Regions from separate parts of the Homo sapiens genome. Here region 1 is linked to region 2. A link is an interaction called in ENCODE POLR2A ChIA-PET data of the cell type or tissue named here. Cell type or tissue: GM12878. All regions are shown on one strand. Links, peaks and the distances in the headings refer to the core of each region. The heading gives the core; the rest is flanking DNA.

Region 1 (12,611 bases), core at 2,149-10,148, 68 kb after region 2:
TTGATTGTTACAGATAAATGGAGATGGAATATATTGGGTAGATAGATAATGTAAATGAGTCATCTGAGTTGGAGGGGACAGAGATAATTTGAGAAATCCATGCCCCTCTAAAGGTGAGGAGCGTCAACTCTAGTAAGTTGTAGTTTTGTGACAATAGGATCCCAAGATTGCTAGATCTTCTTTTTTTGTTGTTGTTGAGACAGAGTCTCACTTTGTTGCCCAGGCTGGAATGCAGTGGTGCGATCTCTGCTCACTGCAAGCTCCACCTCCAGGGTTCACACCATTCTCCTGCCTCAGCCTCCCGAGTAGCTGGGACTACAGGCGCCCACCACCATGCCCTGCTAATTTTTTGTATTTTTAGTAGAGACAGGGTTGCACCATGTTAGCCAGGATGGTCTCAATCCCCTGACCTTGTGATCTGCCTGCCTCGGCCTCCCAAAGTGCTTGGATTACAGGTGGGAGCCACCATGCCCGGCAAGATTGCTAGATCTTAGGCATATTCAAGAGAAACTAGAAATTCCTTTTTTATTTCCTAATTTTACAAACACTTCTTAGGCTCATATAAAAACATGTCTTTAGCTGAGCACAGTGGCACGCATCTGTAGTTCCTGCCACTTGACAGGCTGAGATGGGAAGATCATTTGAGGCCAGGAGTTCGAGGCTGCAATGCGTTATAATAGTGTCTGTGAATAACCACTGCACTGCAGCCTGGGCAACATAGCAAGACCCATCTTTAAAAAAATCTGTCTCATCTATCATCTCTCTATCTGTCATCTATCTAATCTATGTCTTCAGGCCAGATCTAGCCTGTAAACTGGTAATTGAGGCCCTCTCCTCTAGCAGCAGTAGTAACAATTAGAAGTGATTGGAATAGGGAGCAGTGTATTTGGGTTTAGGAGCAGGGAGCAAGACGGTTTAATGACAGAGAAGGAAGCTAAAGATATTAGAGTTTATAAATCAGTTTGTTTATAAATAGGCACGCACATACAGGAATAAATGAGAGAAAGTGTTGCTTTGAAAAAGTTGATGCTATAAGTATGAATCTAACCAAACTAATGACAATAAAAACAGTATTTGTAAGACATTGATGCTTTATTTATTTATTTATTTATTTATTTATTTATTTTTTGAGACGGAGTTTTGCACTTGTCACCCAGGCTGGAGTGCAGTGGCGTGATCTCGGCTCACTGCAACTTCTGCCTCCCAGGTTCAAGCGATTCTCCTGCCTCAGCCTCCCAAGTAGCTGGGATTACAGGCACACGCCACAATGCCCACCTAATTTTTTTTGTATTTTTAGTAGAGATGGGGTTTCACCATGTTGGTCAGGCTGGTCTCGAACTCCTGACCTCAGGTGATCCGCCCACCTCAGCTTCCCAAAGTGCTGGGATTACAAGCATGAGCCACCGTGCCCAGCGACATTGATGCTTTAAATTAGAAAGCAGGACTATTAATTCCTACCTGATGACAAATTTCTTTGTCCTGCTTTCAGAACACATAATTTATATGACTCAAAATGCCTGTTAGAATTTGGAAAAGACTAATTGACCCATTTCTAGATAGACCAGGTATTCTTACATAGGCTATAATACATTCTTTAGCATTCATGTCTAGGCTTAAAATGTTACCCTACATTCTCAGAAAAACAAACTGTATTCCTTTTTTATTTTTTTGAGACAGCGTCTTGCCATGTCATCCAGGCTGGAGTGTAGTGGCACAATCTCGGCTCGCTGCAACCTCTGCCTCCTGGATTCAAGCGATTCTCATGCCTCAGATTCCCAAGTAGCTGGGATTACAGGCATGTGCCACCATGCCTGGTTACTTTTTGTATTTTTAGTAGAGACAGGGTTTCACCATGTTGGCAAGGCTGGTCTTGAACTCCTGACCTCAAGTGATCCACCTGCCTCTGACTTCCAAAGTGCTGGGATTACAGGCATGAGCCACCACGCCCAGCCTATTTATTCTCATTAAAGTAATCTCCCTATAATTTATTGAATAAAATGAATTCTTTAGGAAGACACACCAAGTTTGTTTATCCTGTGCATTTGAATTTCCTTTGGCATATCACCATATGGGGAGACAGAGGTGAGAAGGGGGAATACAAGTAGTCAGTTTAAAGAAGTGAGGGAGCCAGGCACGGTGGCTCATGCCTGTAATCCCAGCACTTTGGGAGGCCGAGGTGGGTGGATCACCTGAGGTCAGGAGTTCAAGACCAGCCTGACCAACATGGAGAAACCCCGTCTCTACTAAAAATACAAAAATTAGCTGGGGTAGTGGTGCATGCCTATAATCCCAGCTACTTGGGAGGCTGAGGCAGGAGAATCACTTGAACCTGGGAGGTGGAGGTTGCGGTGAGCTGAGATTGTGCCATTGCACTCCAGCCTGGGCAAAAAGAGCGAAACTCAGTCTCAAAAAAAAAAAAAAAAGGAAGTGTGGGAAAATATCTATGTTCCAGACCTCATGGTTGGAGCTAAAATATGAACCTTTTTTCTCAGTGGTGTCCAGTTGATAGAAAAGAGAGCTTACTTGCTGTGGGTGTATCTGAGTATCTGGATGACATAATGGAAAACATTTCTTGCTTTAGAACTAGACCGCAGTTTGAATGCCATTTCTGGCACTTTCTGGCTTGTGATTCTGTTTCCTTGTATATAAAGTAGGAGTAATAATGCCTATCTTGGAAAGTGATTTTGGGATTTAAATGAGATGTCCTCTGTTTTTTCCCAGATCTTATAATAGACACTCAGGTGCGAGCTATTGTACCTTTATTGGTTACTAATGAATTGTTACATGCTCTTAATTTCTGCATTCGTGAAAGCACTGGACAAGATCTTGCAGCCACTTCAGAATATTTAGTCTGTTTTTTAGGTCTTTACTCGGAAATCATGTTTATGAAACTTGAACATCAGCTTTGATATCTTGATCATACATTTATATACCATGTATGCTTAAGTTTATAAAATACACAAATCAAAATTAACCAAAATATTAATAATGAAATATTTCCATATTTTTGGTAATAATGATAAAATACATAAATCAAAATTAACCAAAATGTTAATAATGAAATATTTCCATGTTTTTGGTAGTAATGTTTCTTTATGGTTGTTGGCATAACAGGCTATGGATGTCTCTAGCATCAAAGCAATGTTAATAAGTCTAATAAGACTACTGGCTATCATCTATCAACATTGGTCTGATTTGTGATAATTGTGTTCATAAAACTTCTTAATATATTTCCTGGCCTCTCTGAACTATTGGCTTTTTCATTCTTCTGCATGTGCGAGAGATGGAAACCCTTTGAATTAGGGCTTTGTGACTGACCCATTGTCACTACTTCCTTCTTTTTATGTATTTTCTCCTCAAAGCACAAAGAAATTAGAAATATCCTTGTCTGGGTACCGTGGCTCACACCTGTAATCTCAACATTTTGGGAGGCTGAGGCAAAAGGATCACTTGAGCCTAGGAGGTCAAGGCTGCAGTGAGCCAAGTTTGCACCACTGCACTGCAGCTTGGGTGACAGAGTGAGACCCTGTCTCAAAAAAAGAAAAAAAGAAATAATCTTATCTGCAAACATTGCTGAAACCTGTGTAGTTTCTTCTTCTTTTTTCTCTTGGTATTGGTATCAAGGAATTTAAATTTTAGATGGACTGTGTTTATTAAAATTGGTAGACTATGCTAAACAAATTTACAATTCTTTTGCCTAGAAAAATGGAACTACTTAAGTCTTATATAACTGGAAAACTTTTACTTTTCGCTTAACATTAATTGGAATTTTGGTGACAGTGAAAATTATTTTTTTTTCAGGGCTTGTTAAACAACTGTTTTAAAACAGATGATGACCAAAACCCTGCTCAATGAGAATAGTATTGTACGTGAAACTCTAAAGAAGTCATTATTCATCTCATTTTGCAGATGGAATTAAGAATGCAAAAATAGTGGACATGCCAAGTGAATGCTGTTAATAATATGTAAAATTATTTGATTAAACATTTATTACTTAAAAAAAAGTGGACATTAGCCTCACTTATAAGGATAATGTTATTAATACATTATTGTTCATTCCTTTCGAACCAGATTCCAAAATGCTAGAAATTATGTTAAGATGTTATTTTATACTGGGCGTGGTGGCTCACACCCGTGATCCTGGCTCTTTGGGAGGCCAAGGCAGACAGATCATTTGAGGTCAGGAGTTCGAGACCAGCCTGGCTAACATGGTGAAACCCCGTCTCTACTGAAAATACAAAAATTAGCTGGGTAAAGTGGCACACATGCCTGTAATCTCAGCTACTACAGAGGCCGAGGCAGGAGAATCACTTGAACCCGAGAGGTGGAGGTTGCAGTAAGCTGAGATTGCACCACTGCACACCAGCCTGACAAGAGTGAGACTCCGTCTCAAAAAAAAAAAAAAAAAAAAAAAAAAAAATATATATATATATATATATATATATATATATACCTTTATGTAGGCAGTGTAAAATTATGAAAAGAATGTAAGACTCAACTTCAGGAGGTTGAGATTCAAGTTCTGCCTCTGCCTCTGCCTCTTAGTGATTTTTACCTTTGGTAAATATTTAAGTATTCTGAGTTTCTTTTCCTCGTCTGTATTTAATAATAACACATGCTTAGCCTATCCTGTTTGCTATGAGAATCAAATGAGATAACATATAAGAAAGGAATATTTAAATACCAAGGCGAAATTGATCTAAACAAATAATGCTGTCTTTCTGCCTCGTAAGTGAGGTTCAAACTGTAGTGATCACCTTCAGTGAGCACAGCAGCAAGAGCAAGATTCAATCTAAGGAAAAACCCTGACTGAAGAATATTCTAATTGTTTTTGAGAAGAGGTGACTTAGGGTCCTTGATCAGTTGTGCCACATACACCATAAAATAAAAAGTAAAAGCATCTAAAATGGAGCACAAGTCTAGAATGTTTGAGCTATAATGCAAGGATTTTCTAGCCAAATCTTCTTTTACAGATGAAGAAACTGAGACAGGGTTATCTAATAAGTTTTCTAGTGGCAAACTGAAATGCAATTCTCAGGGTGGTTAATGAGATACAAGTTTTGAAATTAGTTGTACTTATAAGGTGTGAAATCACAATTTTACCACTGACTTAGAATGTAACTTGGACAGCTTGACTTCCCTAAGCCTTAGTTTGTTCACCTGTAAATTTGGGCTGGTGAAGTAAAGGATCTATTGGGCTGTAGAAGTAAAGGAGTTGATACATGTAAAATGCTTAGCATATTTTTGTCACGTTGTATGCACTCAATAAATGATACCTCCATTATTACTATTATTTTTAGCTGTTTAGCAGAATCTTCCAGACCATTATTTACTCCCTCCACTAAATTTGTTCAAGGTGATAGCTAATGGCTCAACTATCTTTCACTGAAACAACCCAGACAGTACTCTTCATGGGTCCTCATTCTGCACCTACGAGTGTGAGCAAATGCCTTTTATATCATATTATTGAGATGAGAAGGTTATTCTTAAACAGATTGAAAGCATTAGAAAGTTTAAAAATATAAGGTAGAAAATCTGATGTAAATAATCACCTGTTGTCAAATTTAATAAAGAACTGAAAAGGCTTGGGTATATAAGAAATGTAACTGATGGATCTTAGGGGATATGAAAATCATTTCCCACCCCTAGCACTTTCCTTGAATAAAGTGACATGATAGGCTTTTGTTCATTCAACTCAGTTGTACACTAAATGTAATGTCTCACCACCCCCTGCCTTTTTGGTTGTTGTTGTCACCTATTTTGGGTCTCTACGTTTAAGAGTCAGGACTGTTTTGTTCATTTGCTGTGCCTGGTACAATGCCTTGAATATAATAAAGAGGTACCTAAATGTTGACTTTTTTTTTTTTTTTTTTTTTTTAGACAAGGTCTCACTCTATTGGCCATGCCAGAGTGCAGTGGTACAATCACAGCTCACTGCAGCCTCCACTTCCTGGGCTCAGGTAGTCCTCAGCCTCCCAGGTGGCTGGGACTACAGATGTGCACCACCAAGCCTGGCTAATTTCTTATTTTTTGTAGGGATAGGGTCCCACTATGTTGCCCAGGCTGGTCTTGAATTTCTGAGTTCAAGTAATCCTCCCACCTTGGCCTCCCAAAGTGCTAGGATTACAGGCATGAGCACCTGTACTTGGCTAATTTTTTAAATAACATTTTAATTGAAAGTTATTGTATATAGAATTATTTAGTATCAATGAAATTATGTAATTTTAAAAATTAATTATAGATTTAAAACATTTTCAGATTTCCTTTTTTTCTGGGGAACTGTATTTTTAATAACAACAACATTGGTTGCCCTTCTGAAAAAAGAAAACGAAGTATCAGTAGTAAAAGAAGAAACACAAGGGATCACAGATACTTACAAGCTGCTTTTTGCAATTATAAAAATGCCAGCAGTTCTGACATTTTGCCTTCTGATTCTAACTGCAAAGGTAAGAGATTTATAAATCAAATTTATCATTTTCTTATAAGTATCAATATCATGGAATACTTACAATGCCTTTTTCATATCACAGGTCCCTTTCCACTACCATTAGAATTTAACAATGAAAAACAATATTTTCTGTTTATTAAATGTATTTGAAAAGATGTAATGATATCAACTTTAATTTTAAAGTAAGCTAAATGTCTTGGAGTATTGTAAAGAATTATGTCCATTGGAGAACTGTTAGTAAATGTGAACCTTAATGATATTAATGCTTGGAATGGAGATTAATATCTTTAAAAATCAATAGCTCTGTCTTCTTATAATGAGTATACATTTAATGTTGTAGTAATACAATTATTTACTAAGAGTGTGACGTAAAAAGATATAGGGCCAGGTGTGGTGGCTCAAGCCTGTAATCTCAGCACTTTGGGAGGCCGAGGCAGGTGGATTACCGGAGGTCAGGAGTTCAAGACCAGCCTGGCTAACATGGTGAAACCTTGTCTCTACTAAAAATACAAGAATCAGCCGGTCATGGTGGCACGTGCCTTTAGTCCCAGCTACTTGGGAGACTGAGGCAGGAGAATCACTTGAACCCAGGACGTAGAGGTTGCAGTGAGCCGAGATAGCACCACGGCACTCTAGCTGGAGCGACAGAGCGAGACTCTGTCTCAAAATAATAAATAAATAAATAAATAAATAAAAAGATATAGAAGTATATGAGTATTAGAAGTCAATTTTTTAAAAATCCATTGAATTATTTAAGTACTGAAAGGAAAATTATACGAGAAACGGGGATTACTGGTGACTTTTATTCTATATTAAGGTGTCTCAATTTTATAGTTCTAAAAATATTTTTAACATGTTAGGCTAGAATAAGGTAAGTATATTTTGTTACAGTGAACTATTGCTAGTGTTGGAGTTAATATTTCTGAAATCTGCAATCTTATAGGATTTTCATTTTATATACTTAAATCTATGTATATAAACACTTTGCACCTATCTTTTGACAGTTTTGAAGGAACCATTAGCCTCATTGTTTTCATTTTAAATAGTGAGTGTTTTTTCCTCTTAATGATAGAAAGAAGGCCAGATGTGCTGGCTCATGCCTGTGATCCCAGCACTTTGGGAAGCCAAGGTAGGAGGATCTCTTGAGCTCAGGAGTTCAAGACCAGCCTGAATATGGCAAAACAAAAAATAAAAAAACTATCTGGGTATGGTGGCATGTGCCTGGAGTGCTAGCTGCTTGGGAAGCTGAAGTAGGAAGACAGCTTGAGCCTGGGAGGTGGAGTTTGCAGTGAGCCATGGCTATGCCTCTGCACTCCAGCCTGGGCAACAGAGCCAGGGGTCTGTCTTTCTCTTGAGACAGGGGTCTCAAGAAAAAAAAAAAGAATGGAAAGTTCAGAAAATATGAAAAGTTCAAGGAGCATAACAATATATATATATATTTTTTTTGAGACAAAGTCTCGCTCTGTCACCCAGGCTGGGAGCAGTGGCACAATCTCAGCTCACTGCAACCTCTGCCTCCTGGGTTCAAGCGATTCTCCTGCCTCAGTCTCCCGGGCAGCTGGGACCACAGTGTGCACCACCATGCCCAGCTAATTTTTTTGTATTTGTTTATTTTGAGATGGAGTTTCACTCTTATTGCCCAGGCTGGAGTGCAATGGCCCTATCTCGGCTTACTGCAACCTCCACCTCCCGGGTTCAAGCGGTTCTCCTGCCTCAGCCTCCCAAGTAGCTGGGATTACAGGCACATGCCACCAGGCCCAGCTAATTTTGTATTTTTAGTAGAGATGGGGTTTCTCCATGTAGGTCAGGCTGGTCTTGAACTCCTGACCTCAGGTGATCTATCCTTGGCCTCCCAAAGTGCTGGGATTACAGGCATGAGCCACCGCGCCTGGCAATTTTTTTGTACTTTTAATGAAGAGAGGGTTTCACCCTGTTGACCAGGCCGTTCTTGAACTACTGACCTCAGGTGATCCACCCACCTGGCCAAACAATATTATCTAATTATATGATTTAATAATTTTTCATTTAAGATAAACAGTATTTGCTGGAGGTGGTGGCTCACGCCTTTAATCCCAGCACTTTGGGAGGCCAAGGTGGGCTGATCACTTGAGGCCAGGAGTTCGAGACCAGCCTGGCCAACATGGTGAAACCCCGTCTTTACTAAAAATACAAAAATTAGCTGGGTGTGGTGCCAGGCGCCTGTAAGCCCAGCTACTCGGGAGGATGAGGCAGGAGAATCGCTGGAACCCGGGAGGCGGAGGTTGCAGTGAGCCGAGATCACGCACTGCACTCCAGCCTGGGTGACAGAGTGAGACTCCATCCCCAAAATAAATAAATAAATTAATTAAAAAAAAACAGTATTGACCTTCTTGGTATATTTCCTTTGAAACTCCCTTTTTTCCCTATATATGTGTGTGTGCATGTATGTGTGTATACGTATACTTCATATATTTATTTACTCATATACTTTATTTTATTTTATTTTGAGACTGAGTCTCACTCTGTTGCCTAGGCTGGAGTACAGTGGCGCGATCTCTGCTCACTGCAACCTCTGCCTCCCTTGTTCAAACAATTCTGCCTCAGCCTCCCGAGTAGCTGGGATTACAGGCACACACCATCATACCCAGCTAAGTTTTGTATTCTTAGAAGAGACGGGGTTTCACTATGTCGGCCAGGCTGGTCTCAAACTCCTGACCTCAAGTGATCCACCTGCCTAGACTCCCGAAGTCCTGGGATTACATGTGTGAGCCACCATGCCCGGCCTACTTATTTATTTACTTTAAAAGTGAAATTGAATCATATATAATTTTTTATCTTCTCTTTGTCTTATACCAAACATTTCTATAGCATTACATATTTGAAAACATACTTGTTAGTAGCTACATGATATAGTTAGTGTGTTAAATTTAAATTTTCCGTAATCTCATTTTTCTGTTGTCTATTTTGCTTATGTTTTTAAATTATAAAAATGCACTAGCAAATATTTTTGTGCATAAGTCTGTGATTTTCTGGATATTTCCTTCCAGTAGACTTTTTTTTTTTTTTTTTTTTTTTTTGAGACAGAGTCTCGCTTTGTTGCCCAGGCTGGAGTGAAATGGTTAATTTTTTTTTTTTTTTTTTTTTTTTTTTGAGGCGGAGTTTCACTTGTTTCCCAGGCTGGAGTGCAATGGCATGATCTTGGCTCACTGCATCCTCTGCCTCCTGGATTCAAGCGATTTTCCTGCCTCAGCCTCCTGAGTAGCTGGGACTACAGGCATGCACCACCATGCCTGGCTAATTATTTTTATTTTCATTTTTATTTTTAGTAGAGATGGGGTTTCTCCATGTTGATCAGGCTGGTGTCAAACTCCCGACTTCAGGTGATCTGCCCGTCTCGGCCTCCCAAAGTGCTGGGATTACAGGTGTGAGCCACTGCACCTGGCCTAATTTTTGTATTTTTAGTAGAGACAGAGTTTCACCATGTTGGCCAGGCTGGTCTTGAACTACTGACCTCAGGTGGGTGATCTGTTCACCTCAGCCTCCCAAAGTGCTAGTATTACAGGCGTGAGCCACCGCACCCGGCCTATTTTTTATTTTTTTTAAGATGAGGTCTTGCTCTGTCGTCTAGACTGGAGTGCTGTGGCATGGTCATAACTCAGTGTAATCTCAAACTCCTGTGCTTAAGCCAGACTCCCACCTCAGCCTCTCAAGTAGTTAGAACTATAGCTGCTTGCCACCTCACCCAGCTAATTTTTTTTTTTTTTTTTTTTGAGACAGAGTCTCTCTCTGTTGCCCAAGCTGGAGTGCAGTGGTGGGATCTCTGCTCACTGCAACCTCCTCCTCCCGGGTTCAAGCAATTCTCCTGCCTCAGCCTCCGGAGTAGCTGGGATTACAGGTGTGCACCACCACACCCGGCTAATTTTTGTATTTTTGGTAGAGACAGGGTTTTACCATTTTGGTCAGGCTGGTCTCGAACTCCTGAGCTCAGGCAATCTGCCCGCCTTTGCCTCCCAAAGTGCTGGGATTATAGGCGTGAGCCACCACGCCTGACCCACCCAGCTAATTTTTACATTTTCTGTAGAGATGGGGGTCTCATTTTGCTATACAGGCTGGCCAATAGATTTTTTTTTTTTAAGTTTTTTTTTTTGAGATGGATTTTTGCTCTTGTTGCCCAGGCTGGAGTGCAATGGCATGATCTCAGCTCACCACAACCCCTGCCTCCGGGGTTCAAGAGATTCTCCTGCCTCAGCCTCCCAAGTAGCTGGGATTACAGGCGTGCACCACCATGCCCGGCTAATTTTGTATTTTTAGTAGGGACAGGGTTTCTCCATGTTTGTCAGGCTAGTCTCGAACTCCCGACCTCAGGTGATCTGCCCACCTCGGCCTTCCCAAAGTGCTGGGATTACAGGTGTGAGCCACTGCACCTGGCCAGCCAATAGATTATTAAGCAGGCAATTAGTGGGTCAATGAATGTAATATGATTGCTGAATTGCTTTTCAAAAGGTTATACTAATTTATACTGTCTCCAGCAATATATAAGGAGGTACTTCAATTACAAAGTCTATAATACTGTTTTCTTCTTTTAAACTTCCCCCCTAATAACATATCTCCTAACTTTTAATACTACAGATTAATTTTCTTTCCTTTTGAATTATATATTAATGGACTATACAATATATATTTTTATGTTTGATGCATATGTTCTTTTGCTTAATATTATATTTGTGGAATTTATCCATATTTTTATTTATAGCAATAGTTTGTTTATCTCATTACTGTATAGTATTCCGTTGTATGGATATGCCACAATTTATCCATTCTATCAACAGATTTTTAGAGCTATTATGTGTAGTGTTTCTACAAACATTCACATACGTGACTTTTGGTGAAGATAGGTGCACATTTCTCATTGGTAAATATATAGGAATAGAATTGCTGGTTCATAGAAGATGCATAGTATTTTGTACTGCCAAATAGTTTTCCAAAGTGGTTGTTCCAATTTTCCCTACCACCAGCAGTGTAAGAGAGTTCTGATTTTAAGGAGTTTCACATCCTTGAAAACACATATATTATCTTTTTTTTTTTTTTTTTTTTTGAGACGGAGTCTCGCTCTGTCCCCCAGGCTGGAGTGCAGTGGCGCGATCTCGGCTCACTGCAAGCTCTGCCTCCTGGGTTCACACCATTCTCCTGCCTCAGCCTCCCAAGTAGCTGGGACTACAGGCACCCACCACCACGCCCAGCTAATTTTGTGTATTTTTAGTAGAGACGGGGTTTCACCTAGCCAGGATGGTCTCGATCTCCTGACCTTGTGATCCACCCACCTTGGCCTCCCAAAGTGCTAGGATTACAGGCGTGAGCCACTGCACCTGGTGTATATCATCTTTTTAATTTTAGCCTTTCTGGTGGTTGTGTAATGGCATCTTGTTATTGCCATAATTTGAATTTCCCTAATGACAAAAGAAATTGAGCATCTTTTCATGTGATTATTGACCATTTGAATATCCAAAGTTGCCCTTTTCTTTAAATTTGTAAAGTTGTTGTTTCTGTTTAGATTTCGTTGTTTGAGATGAGGTCTCTGTCACCTAGGCTGGAGTGCAGTGGCACCATCACAGCTCATTGCAGCCCTGACCTCCTGGGCTCAAGTGATCCTCCAACCTCAGTCACCCAAGTACAGGCATGTGCCACCACCACGCCCAGTAAATTAAAAAAAATATTTTGTAGAAAAGAGTTCTTACTATGATGTCCAGACTGGTCTTGAGCTTCTGGGCTGAAGCAATCCTCCCGCCTCATCCTCCCAAAGTGCTGTGCTTACAGGCATGAGCCACTGTGCCAGACCAAACTTTTTAAAATATATTTTGAATTTGAGTCTTTTATTAGATATGTGTATTACAAATATCTCCTACTATATAACTTTTAAGACTTTTTTAACATTTTAAGATTAAACATTAAAGTCAGTTTGTATGTCTTATTTTTACAAAGGGAATGAGTAAAATGTAAGTGAAATTATTTTCTGGACTTAAGTGAAATATATGTTACCTTTAATTTTTTTTATGGTGAAATTTTCTTTGGCTCTATTCCAAGAAGTTACCGTGTATACTATTTATAATTTTTCTTTCTTTCTTTTTTTCTTTCTTTCCTTTTTTTTTTTTTTTTTTTTTTTTTTTTTTTTTGACAGAGTCTCACT
Region 2 (12,611 bases), core at 1,917-9,916:
ACCAGTATTCATGGCGGCATTACTTATAACAGCCAAAAAGTGGAAATAACCCAAAAGCCCATCAGCTGATCAAAGGATAAATACAATGCATTATACCCATAAGATGGAATATTATCTGGCAATAAATAGGAATAAAGTTCTGATACATGCAGCAACATGGATGAACCTTGAAAACATTACGGTAAGTAAAAGAAGCCAGTCATAAAAGACCACATATTGTACCATTCCATTTATATAAAATGCCCAAAATAAGCAAATCTATAGAGACAGAAAATAAATTAGTGGTTGGTAATTGCCTAGGGCTGGCAAGAAAGGAGGAAAGGAGGAGCTGGGGGGTGGGGGCAGGATGACAATGACAACAACAGGTAGAACGAGGAGTGACTGCTAATGGGTATAAGGTTCCTTTTTAGGGTAAGGAAAATGTTCTAAAATTAGATGTGGTGATGGTTATGCAATTCTGTGAATATTAGAGGGAAGAGGAGGGAAGAATGGAAGACTTTCCATGTATCTACTTTATGAAAAAGTTTTCATAAACTTTTACCTCCTCTCTCAACTTTCTGATGAGCTCTGTGTCATTGTGATGGGTTTTGATGAGTTCAGCTTTGCCACTTGCAACAAGGGATGCACTTTCAATTAGATCAGGCCGTAAAGTACCTTGGGCAAGGAAAACCTCCTCTGGTTTCAAGTTCATTTCTCCAATTACTTCATTGGCAATCTATAATCAACAGGAGTAAAACAGCCTTGTAAGAGATAACTTTTTTTAAAAGCAAAAGTTTATACTTTCAGCTAAATCTCTTAGAGTCCTTTAGAAATACTGATCAGAAAATAAAATCCACCAATCTCCAAAATAAACTCCTTAATGAACATGTCCTCTAACACGATTCAAAAAGGTACATGAGGCCAAACACAGTGGCTCACGCCTGTAATCCCAGCACTTTGGGAGGCTGAGTGGGGTGGATCACTTGAGGCCAGGAGTTCGAGACCAGCCTGGCCAACATGATGAAACACCATCTCTACTAAATATACAAAATTAGTGGCCAGGTGTGGTGGCTCACGCCTGTAATCCCAGCACTTTGGGAGGCAAGGCAGGCAGATCACAAGGTCAGGAGTTTGAGACCAGCCTGACTAACATGGTGAAACCCCGTCTCTACTAAAAATACAAAAACTAGCCGGGCATGGTGGCACACGCCTGTAATCCCAGCTACTCAGGAAGTTGAGGCAGGAGAATCGCTTGAACCCTGGAGGCAAAGTTTGCAGTGAGCCAAGATTGCACCACTACACTCCAGCCTGGGCGGCAGAGTGAGACTCCATCTCAAAAAAAGAAAAAAATTAGCTGGGCATGGTGGTGCATGCCTGTAATCCCAGCTACTCGGGAGGCTGAGGCAGGAGAATCGCTTGAACCCAGCAGGTGAAAGTTGCCGTGAGCCAAGATCGCTCCATTGTACTCCAGCCTGAGTGACAAGAACAAAACTCCGCCTCCAAAAAAAAAAAAAAACAAAAACAAAGGTATGTGAACATTCCATTCAAGAGCTTGAAATTAGCCATTGAGATAATCAATGAATTAAAGTCTATGATAAGCTGAATACATCTACTCTTAAAGACATCTATTCTTAAAATAATAGCCTGGCAATGTAGGCAAACATGTTTATTAAAACATAAAACAGTTGGCTGGGCATAGTGGCTCACACCTGTAATCCCAGAAGTTCGGGAGGCTGAGGCGGGCGGATCATGAGGTCAGGAGATCCGGACCAACCTGGCCAACATGGTGAAACCCCCGTCTCTACTAAAAGTACAAAAATTAGCTGGGCATGATGGTGCACCCCTGTAGTCCCAGCTACTTAGGAGGCTGAGGCAGGAGAATCACTTGAACCCAGAAGGCAGAGGTTGCAGCGAGCCGAGATCGTGCAACTGCACTCCAGCCCAGCCTGGTGACACAGCAAGACTCTGTCTCAAAAAAACAAAAAAAAAACCAAACAACAACAAAAAAACATAAAACAGTTTCTACTGGTCAATATAATGACAATATACAATAAAACTCTCAGCCACATAAGAAAAAGGATTAAAATTAGCTAATTTGGTTATTTGATATAGTGACAAGGAAAAACAAATACTAAGATTCACATCAAAAATAGTACATGTTGAGGATATTAAAAACAAAGGTACCTTAACAAAAGTATCCCCAATGATTTTTCTTTTCTCTTCAGGACTTGTGGTCATATTTAACGTTTTGCTAATTCTTTTCCGTGGGGTTCTATCTTCATCTGATATTGGTAGGGTTGTTGTTCCATTGTAGAAAGAATGAGCAGCATTTATCACTGGAGGAAAGGGGAGAAGCGTTTTAAATTGGTATAACATGTTTTTTAATCAAAAATAACAAGTCAAAATACAGAAAGAAAAGCTATTTCTTTCCCAGTCTGAAGAGCAGTCCTTTGATCTCCCCTAAATCTGCCTACAAATTTCAATAAACTATCAATATTCAAGAATTATTGGCCGGGCCCGGTGGCTCATGCCTATAATCCCAGCACTTTGGGAGGCCGAGACAGGTGGATCACGAGGTCAGGAGATCAAGACCATCCTGGCTAACATGGTGAAATCCCATCACTACTAAAAATACAAAAAATTAGCTGGGTGTGGTGACGGGTGCCTGTAGTCCCAGCTACTTGGGAAGCCGAGGCAGGAGAATGGTGTGAACCCGGGAGGCGGAGCTTGCAGTGAGCAGAGATTGTGCCACTGCACTCCAGCCTGGGTGACAGAGAGAGACTCCATCCCCAAAAAAAAAATAAGAAAAGAAAAAGAACTATCAATAAATCCTGAGTAACAGAATTCAGATACAGGCACTCATTAAATTTTGTTTCTGTGAGAATCTCCTGGCATTTAGATCTAGGGCCATGACATCACAAATTATGCTGATTAGGGCCGGCACGGTGGCTCACACCTGTAATACCAGCACTTTGGGAGGCCAAGTTGGGTGGATCACTTGAGGTCAGCAGTGTGAGACCAGCCTGGCCAAAATGGCAAAACCACATCTCTACTAAAAACACAAAAATTAGTGGGGCGTAGTGGCACATGTCTGCAATCCCAGCTACTCAGAGGCTGAGGCAAGAGAATTGCTTAAACCTGGGAGGCAGAGGTTGCAGTGAGCCGAGGTTGTGCCACTGCATTCTGCCCTGGGCAACAGAACAAGACTCTGTCTCAAAAAAAAAAAAAAAATTTATGCTGATTGTTTTCCCTCTCTTCAGTGCTTCACCAGAGCAACAAGCAGAAGCCACAGCAAGAAGCTTAGCCCCAAAGAAGTCAAAAGCACCGGCTCCTAAACGGAGTCAAAGCTGTTGGAATCACACCCTAGTGTCTTGTAAAACTAATATTTATGAACATACATTTAACAATCCTTGGCTTTTTATTTAATGACAAGAAACTAAAAACTAAGATCTCTATTTGCTAATAAAACTTAGCTACTGGAGGCCTTCACCGTAAGATGACAAGGCAGCTGGCTATTTCATTGTGGAAAAGCCAGTGAATTTGTAGGTCTTTCCTGTACCTGGTCAACTACCCAGAGAAGACATATCTACTCTCCTGCCTATTGGCATTCTGGCAGTTAAACAGAGGAAGTGGTAGGAAGAGGGAATCACCATTCAGCATAGAGAATTTTACTTAATCCTGTTCTTAATGTAGAGTCTTACCTCCACCCTCAACTATGCCTGGTATTAGTAGGCTCAAGCCCAGAACCTCTCGTTTAGCCCCTCTAGAGAATACATCCACAGTGTTCTGATGGGGAAGGAGAGCACAGTTTGCTCCTGTGCTAAGGAAAAGGATCTGCTTCTCAGATTTTTAACTAATCCCTGTTTTAGGCTAACCCAGAGACCAATGTCCCAAAAAGAACCCAATGCTTCAAATTCCTGAGCCTCCCCAGAAGTCTACAGCACAAATCAGCTTGCTTTTTATTGGCTTCCTTCCCACCCCACCCCAAGGTTGTGAATTCCTCCATTCTGCTATGTCAGTTACCAGGGACAGATCCAAGTTTTACAATTTGAAGGACTCCTTCAAGAACCAGAATAACAAATAAGATACTAAAAATCTTAAGTTATACTGGGATGGCTAACAAGTACTTAACTATACACAGAAATAATTGCAAATCACATATATACCACTAAACCCATACTAAGCACATCCCCAGCTCATCTTTGTCTTAGCCTGATTTCAAAATGCCCACAGCTATTCCAGCACCACCTAACAGAAAACAAGTCAGAGTTGAAAGAAAATAAACAACTACAAATTATCAAAATATCTTGCAAATTTCACAAAAACCTATCACCATGTGAAGATACCATTGGGGACCTTCCCAGGATGTTGGGAGAGACCCCCCTAGCTTAAACAGAGAAAATCCACCTTTACCCATCTGCTTTCCACTTTCCAACACTTTATTGAAACCATCTGTCTTCTGTCATCTCCTCTATCCCACATCCTTAAGGTATTACACTGTTTTATGCTTTTACTGTTATTTTAGAGAAGTTTCAAAAAAATAGACTCATGTTCACATCATACTTACCTACAAGTCTTCATTTTATTCAGCCTTTTGGTATCAATTCCAATTAATTCCATAATATGTACAATAACTTTTATCATTAAACTACTGACCTCATTTCATTATAACTATCAATTGCACCTTGTTTTTAAAAAGTATAAAAGGTATCTACAAAAGTAAATGTTATTAAGGACTAAGAAGTTTACTAGTGGCCCTTTAAAAAAAAAGTATAGAATCTTTACCTCTCCCACAATAAGCTTTTCTGTTTGCAAAATAATCTGTATACCCATACCTGAGGAGGGCTTGGGTAGCCTCGTACATAAATATCATTAAATAGAGTGGGAAAAGATAATTTCTTTTTTTTTTTTTTTTGAGATGGAGTTTCGCTCTTGTTGCCCAGGCTGGAGTGCAGTGGCATGATCTCTGCTTACTGCAGCCTCCACCTCCCAGGTTCAAGTGATTCTCCTGCCTCAGCCTCTCGAGTAGCTGGGATCACAGGCGCCCACCACCAAGACTGGCTAATTTTTTGTATTTTTAGTAGAGATGGGGTTTCATCATGTTGGCCAGGCTGATCTCAAAACTCCTGACCTCAGGTGATCCACCCACCTTGATCTCCCTAAGTGCTGGGATTATAGGCGTGAGCCACCGCGCCTGGCCAGGAAAAGATAATTTTAAAAGTGAATGACTAGAAGAGAACTGAACAGTAGCTAGAAAATGTTAATTTATCAATCTATGTATTAAATTAGCAGAATCAATAGTTTAAAAATTTATACTGAGACCTCTCTTACACCAGAGGTAATTGTAAAAATAAAAAACATTTTCAACCTTGAGCATACTGAGAAAACTGTAATTGTGCTCATTTAAACCATAAGACTAGATTTGATTAAACAAGTCCTAACATGTAAGTTAACTTTTCTGAGGTTCTTCAATACCTTTGACCTGAATTCCAAGCTTTTTGAGGGCCTCTTCAACAGACTGGCTTTCTCGTTTTCTCATAAAGCCATTATCAATGTGCACAGCAATGACTTGTTCTTGGTTCAAAGCACGATTTAGCAAAGCTGTACAAACTGTTGAGTCTACTCCACCACTGAGTAAAACCTACGGGGTAAAATGAAAAATCAAAATGAGCAAAACAAGCAAAAAGAAAATAAACACTATTGGCTTAAATCTTTATCTAAAAGTGCTATTTATACCAAAGATATGTATGGTAACTGGAAAAGCACTCTAAAACTGTAGAACATTTAAGGGCTGTGTTGAGGACTCTAACTCCTGGATTCCAATATTATTGATATAAATTTGTAGACTTCCAGATAATAATTTGCTTACCAAAACTTTTGACGTGCCTACTCTCTCTTTGATCTCTCGAATACACTCAAGTTCTCTGTTCTGCACGGTGAAGGTTCCACTGCATCCAGCTATATCATAAAGGAAATTCTTCAGTATTACTTTTCCATTTTCTGTAAGGCCAACTTCAGGGTGGAACTGTGCTCCATATAACTTTTTAGATTCATTTGCTATGCCTTTATAGAGAAAATAGTCACAAATTAAAATTTTTTCATGCTGAAAAGACTCAAGCAATAACCACAATTAATTTCTCACAATCTCTGCCTCTATGGTTTCATTTTTTTTTTTTTTTTTTTTTTGAGACAGAGTCTTGCTCTGTCGCTCAGGCTGGAGTGCAGTGGCATGATCTCGGCTCACTGCAACCTCTGCCTCCTGGGTTCAAGCAATTCTCATGCCTCAGGCTCCCAAGTAGCTGGCATTACAGGCGTGTGCCACCACGCCCAGCTGATTTTTTGTATTTCTAGTAGAGATAGGGTTTCACTATGTTGGCCTGGTGGCCTCAAACTCCTGGCCTCAAGTGATCCACCTGCCTCAGCCTCCCAAAGTGCTAGGATTACAGGCATGAGCCACTGCTCCCAGCCAATTTTATTTGTTTGTTTGTTTTTTGTTTTGTTTTGTTTTGAGACGGAGTCTCGCTCTGTTGCCCAGGCTGGAGTGCAGCGGTGCGATCTTGGCTCACTTGTCACCTCTGCCTTCCATGTCCAAACTATTCTTCTGCCTCAGCCTCCCGAGTAGCTGGAACAACAGGTGTGTGCCACCACGCTCGGCTTATTTCTTTTATATTTTTAGTAGAGACAGGGTTTCACCATATTGGCCAGGCTGGTCTTGATCTCCTGACCTTGTAATCCGCCCATCTCAGCCTCCCAAAGTGCTGGGATTACAGGCGTGAGCCACTGCGCCCGGCCTATTTTATTTTATTTTTTAGACAGGGTATTTACTGCTCTGTCACCCAGGCTGGAGTGCAGAGGTGTAATCATAGCTCACTATAGTCTCGATCTCCTGGGCTCAAGTGATCCTTCCACCTCAGCCTCCTGAGTAGCTGGAACAACAGGTGCATGCCACCACACTCAGCTAATTTTTAAATATTTTGAAGAGATGGGGTTTTATCTTGTTGCCTGTTGAACTCCTGGGCTCAAGTAATCCTCCTGCCTCGGCCTCCCAAAGTGCTGGGATTACAGGTGTGCGCCACTGCACCCAGCCTTCTTCCTCTATAAATGTTAAAACTGGTATGTCTCAGTAGATTTTTAGCTATAGGAATAGGAAATACATAACAAAGACAAAAACTACATTGCTATAACCTTTCTTTATAAAGGTCTTTCTTGACACAGCAATTAATGAGGTATAGGACGTACATTAAGTCCCACATAGAGATTGTTTCACAGTATTCTCACCTCTCCACCCAAGTTACTTCAGTTGCCTTGTCTATCTAGTGCATTGATAATTCAATTTTGGTTCTCAGTTGCACATGGCTTTCAAATGCATTGTACAGCTACCAAGTTCTTATATTAAAAGAATCTCATATATTAGACTTGTCAGAATATACTGTTTCTTTCTTGACTACTATTAACCACAAAAATATATTCAACTACTTGACAAATGTGTTTCTGGCAAATATTACCTATGGGGCAATAGATGTTAGGCTAGGTATTTTACATGTGCATGTGTTACTCCTATTTTATGGCTCTGAGATATCAAGAAACTTGTATGAACTCTCAGGTAATTAAGTAACTAAATCAGGCCTGACAGGCTCCCAAACTCATACTCATTCTACTATACCACAGTACTTCACACTTTATTTGGCTCTCAGCATACCACTCTCTTGGTTCACTTATTTTACTGTCTATTCCTTCTGAATCTCTTTGCTGGTTCCTCTTCATCTTGCCCACCTCTACACATGGAAGTTACTCAGTCCTCAGCCCTTAAATCTCTTTTCTAAATATTCTAAGAGATCTCATACTCTCATCACCTTAAAATTCTGTCTGTATGCTGGTAAACCCCCAAATTTATACCTCCAGCCCAGTTTTCTCCTCTAAAGTCCAGGCTCATATATACAACTGCCTACTCAGCACCTTTGTTTTGATGTTTAATAAACCATCTTGAATTTAATATGCAAACTCAAACTCCTGAGGTCTTTCCAATCAGGTAAATAGAAACATCTTCCTTTTGGTTCCTCAGGCAAAAAAACTTGGGAGCTAAAACTTGATTCTACTTTTTCTTCCCCACTCCATATTCAATCTAACAGCAAATCCTCTGTCTCTGCCTTCAAAACAGTGGAATCCAATCACTCCTAACAATGTCTACCTCTATCACCCTAGTCCTGACAACTTCTATCTCTGCCACCCTGGTCCTAACAACTTCCTCTTCTACTGCTGTAGAAAAAACCGGGTTCTTTTCACATGACCAGGAAAAGTTAGGCACGCAGACACTTTGAAGGGTAAGGGGGAATGGAATTTATTGAGAAAAAGGGAAAAAAACTCTCAGCAAAGTGAGAAGGCTTCCTGTTAACAGGCCCCCATCTCACAGATTGAATCCGAGGTCACCACACAGGAACAGGAAAGGCCAGGCTCCTCCCTCCTGCAAAGGGTGAGAACTTCCTGTGGCCCCACCCTGTTCTCCCAGTAGGCAGGCTGGTGGGAGATTCTCCAGGTACCCTCCCCTTTATCTTCCTCCTGCATCTATCACTACTATCCTGATCCTGACAACGCTGTCTCTCTCCTGATTACTACAATAAATTCCTAGCTTGTCTTCTTGCTTCTCTTTCACCCTGTATCTTTTCTCCTCATCACAGCTTAATCCTTAAATTAGATCACATCTCTCCTTCACTTAAAACCCCACCTCACTATGAGTAAAGCCAAAGTATTGCAGTGGCCCAAAGGTCCTGTGTTCTGGCATCCAACTACCTCTCTAATTTCACCTTCTTTCACTCTCCCCACCATGCTTACTCTGCTCCAACCACATGGATTCCTGCTGCTCCTCAAATATGGTCCCCACCCAGGATCTCTGTACTGCTGTTTCCTCTTTCCCCAAATATCCAAAAAGGTTAGCACTTATTTTCTTCATGTCCAATGTCATCTTATAGGAATGCCTTCCCTGAATAGCCTATAAAATTGCAACAACCCTAATCACACATATTCCAGAATACCCTCTTCCCCCATTTTTTCAATGTAAACACTATCTGATTCTGACATATTCTGTATTTCTTTATTGTTTACTTTCCCTTTTTCCAGTGTTAAACAAGCATTTTTGCTATATTGGTTTTGGGTTTTGTTTTCTTCTTAGGAGAGAGGGTCTTGCTCTGTTGCCCAGGATGGAGTGTAGGGGCACAACCACAGCTCACCGCAGTCATGATCTCTTAGGGCCAAATGATTCTCCCACCTCAGCCTCCTGAGTAGCTAGGACTGCAAATGTGCATCACCACACCTGGCTAATTTTTTTAAAATTATTTTTATGTAGAGATGGGGTCTCACTATGGTGCCCAGGCTGGATTGAACTCCTGGCCTCAAGCTATCCACTTTCCAGTCTCCCAAGGTGCTGGAATTATAGGTGAGAGCCACCGCACCTGGCCTATTTTATTCATTGCTAAATCCTTGACACCTAGAACTGTGCATGACACATAATAGGTACTCGAATGTTTGTTGGATGAATAAAAATACACAAGCTTATCTACCACTGTTGATCTTTTTTTATGAAGTAAAAAACTTTTAGTATAAAACCATTCTTGGGCATTCCTATGCTAACATATTAGCATACATTATGCTAATGTCTGTTAAGTAACAGCAGGCAGATTACTAAATTCAGCATGTCCATGACAAATCTTTTTTTCAACTTATTATTTAGGTGTGGTATCTCAAAGAGAACTTTAGTGATAAACCCACCTTTTTCTTTTACTAACTTCCAGGAATATTAGTGACCATTTACATTATTCAGGTAAGCAAGTCAAAACCCCAAACAGCCAGAAAGTCAATTCCCCTTCCTCAAAAAATTAGAGAACAAAATGGTTTAAGAGCATGGGTCAGCAAACTTTCTGCAAAGGACTAGAGAGTAAATAGTTTGGGCTCTGTGCAACATACACAGTCCCTGTATTTTATTATAACCCTTTAATAATGTAAAAATCATTCTTAGCTCCTGGACATTAAAAAAAGGCAAAAGACTAGATTTGACCCACAAGTCACAGTTTGCCAACCCTGGTTCAGGGAAATGTCTTGAGTACTTATTTGGGTGCTATGGGCTATGTACACCTAAGAAAGGAATAAAAGACAAGTAACTCTGAATATAGTATAGTATGAAGACAGCGAGTTCTCAAATTTTTCCTGAGTTACAAAAGTATAGTGTTTTATGTTTGAAAAGCTTATATTAGGATGAACATTTTTCAACGTATTTCAAAGCAAACCAGTAAACCAGTAAGTGAGAGACTTCTGGATAATCCTCCTATTATTAAATTCCCTTCATAACAGTTAATCCTACATTCATTATTATCTTTAAAAAAAAGAGAAGAAAAATCAGAAGAAAAAGGAAAAATCAAAGAGTACCTCATACAGAAGCATATGCTTACTCTTCAGATAAAGTTTTTTAAATGAACTCTGCAAAATTTTTAGAATTTTCACCTGCTACTATGTTTCCAGAACGTGCCACAACCTTGAATCCATCAGCTACTTTGTCTACACTATCTCCATGTGTAAGCAAAACAACTTCTTCCTTCTGAAGGCCCCTAAACATACAAAAAATAAAACACACAAATATCTTAATTAAAAACATGATTCATGGGTTCTTTTGTTTTAGAAACACAAGCTTGCCATACATGATTAGAAAAACAGAAAAAAAAAAAGTGACAATGGAATACTGCTAGAATTCAAATATTATGTCCATTACAAATAAAGCCAATAAAAAACCTTAGACCTTAAAAAAGGCAATCCATAAAAATTGGAAGGAAACTAGAACAAATAAATATATGAAGTTGGTAGTATAACCAGACACACAGGAATAATTTCAAGAGATTACAGAACAATAATTTCAACATTATATATCTGTTGAGATTTATGTTAAGAACAGAGGTATTTCAAAGACCTTAACACTTCATTCGGTAGTCTTATGTAAGTAGTAATAGGACTTAGTACTGAAACTGTTATCCTGTAACTGTAAGTACAATATAGATACAGGCATACTGTAGGTTAAAACAAATAATTAGTAATCAACATTTTCAGCTTAAGAGTAGGGAGATACAAAATCAAAAGAGTTAGGTAAAAACCCTATAATCTTTCATTTTAACTGGAAATAAGTATACACTAATGATTCTGTTTCCCAATTCTAAAAGACTAGGTACTGCCCAACTCTGTTATCTGAAAGTCCTAGAAACAATTACAACCCAGTACCAATGTGGACCTCTAGTGCCAAACAAATTAATGAAACTTAGTTAAGTAAGTGTTACTTAAGAGACTTAAGTAACATTAATCAAATGTAATGTGTACACTTTCTCTGGACCCTGATTCAAACAAATCAACCATAAAAATATACTGTTTACGTTATGGAAAATCTGACTAAGAACTCGATATTAAATAATAATAAGGAACGGCCAGGCGCGGTGGCTCATGCCTGTAATCCCAGCACTTTCGGAGGCCGAGGCAGATCACCTGAGATCGGGAGTTCAAGACCAGCCTGGCCAATATGGTGAAACTCCGTCTCTACTAAAAACACAAAAAATTTTGCCTGTAATCCCACTTACTTGGGAGACTGAGGTGGGAGAATCACTTGAACCCGGGAGGTGGAGGTTGCAGTGAGTCGAGATCTTGCCACTGCACTCCAGCCTGGGCGTGCGACAGAGTGAGACTCCGTCTCAAAAAAAAAATTAAATTAAATTACAAAATAAATAATAAATAATACTAAGGAATAAAAATGTAAATTAAAAATAAAGCAAGAAGATAAAGTACATTAATGTCAAAAAGATATTTTGGGGTTTGTTGTTGACATTGTTGTTTAGGAATAGTATAGGTTGTGATAGAGTCCCAGAATTTTAGAACTAGAAAGACAGAAAAATGTCAAATCTTAACCAAATCTTTATGTTTAAAGCTTCTTCTGGTATATCACATACAAGATTCCTGAAATGTTTCTCAAGATGAGTCACATGAAATAAGGATGAATGTAAGTGTCAACACCTCTCCATTATGAAGCTGAACAAGCACTGGATTTCAAACTCATTTTGACAATGAGTAACTTCAGTTTAAAAAATTATTTTGAGCAACCTTGGCTTTTTTATTAATCTTCCTTTGAAAAATAATAATCTTCGGCAGGGTGCAGTGGCTCACACCTGTAATCCCAGCACTTTGGGAGGCCGAGGTGGACAGATCACGAGGTCTAGGAGTTTGAGACTAATCTGGCCAATATAGTGACACCCTGTCTCTACTAAAAATACAAAAATTAGCCGGGCGTGGTGGTTCATGCCTGTAGTCCCAGCTACTCGGGAGGCTGAGGCAGAAGAATCGCTTGAACCCAGGAGGCGGACGTTGCAGTGAGCTGAGATGGTGCCACTGCACTCCAGCCCAGGTGGCAGAGGGAGACTCCGTCTCGAAAAAAAAAAAAGAAAAAGAAAAATAATAATCTTTAAAAACAGATCAAAGAGTGAAAAGGGAAAATACAAATGTTGGTATCACAATATACGATTCCAAGTAGGGTTCCACAACTGCACAGGCGTTTTCAAATTTCTTAAATACCTTCCTTATTCCCTATTAACATCACCACCAACCCACACTGT

Evidence for each region. ChIA-PET counts read pairs that join two places held together with the same protein. Peaks named below come from ENCODE experiments on the same cell type or tissue, not always from the same donor. Only the 100,000 strongest peaks of a DNase experiment are listed, where the experiment ranks them.
Region 1: POLR2A ChIA-PET joins it to region 2 with 11 read pairs; 3 of 35 experiments call an interaction of 5 or more read pairs at or near these places.

The regions. Positions count from the first base shown.
Region 1 is chr3:155,836,267-155,848,877 of GRCh38, reverse strand. SLC33A1 (solute carrier family 33 member 1) reads left to right here. Exons shown (of 6, transcript NM_004733.4): 2 at 6,259-6,446. Among named protein-coding and RNA genes, the nearest start is that of SLC33A1, 12 kb to the left of the region's middle. In GM12878, for the core only: no CTCF peak of the experiment used is centred there; no DNase peak of the experiment used is centred there; H3K4me3 peaks cover 1,359 bases; H3K27ac peaks cover 239 bases.
Region 2 is chr3:155,904,123-155,916,733 of GRCh38, reverse strand. It overlaps GMPS (guanine monophosphate synthase), which reads right to left. Exons shown (of 16, transcript NM_003875.3): 5 at 10,471-10,574; 6 at 5,849-6,042; 7 at 5,455-5,620; 8 at 2,164-2,315; 9 at 542-715. Among named protein-coding and RNA genes, the nearest start is that of GMPS, 40 kb to the right of the region's middle. RefSeq lists a silencer at 8,247-8,513. In GM12878, for the core only: no CTCF peak of the experiment used is centred there; no DNase peak of the experiment used is centred there.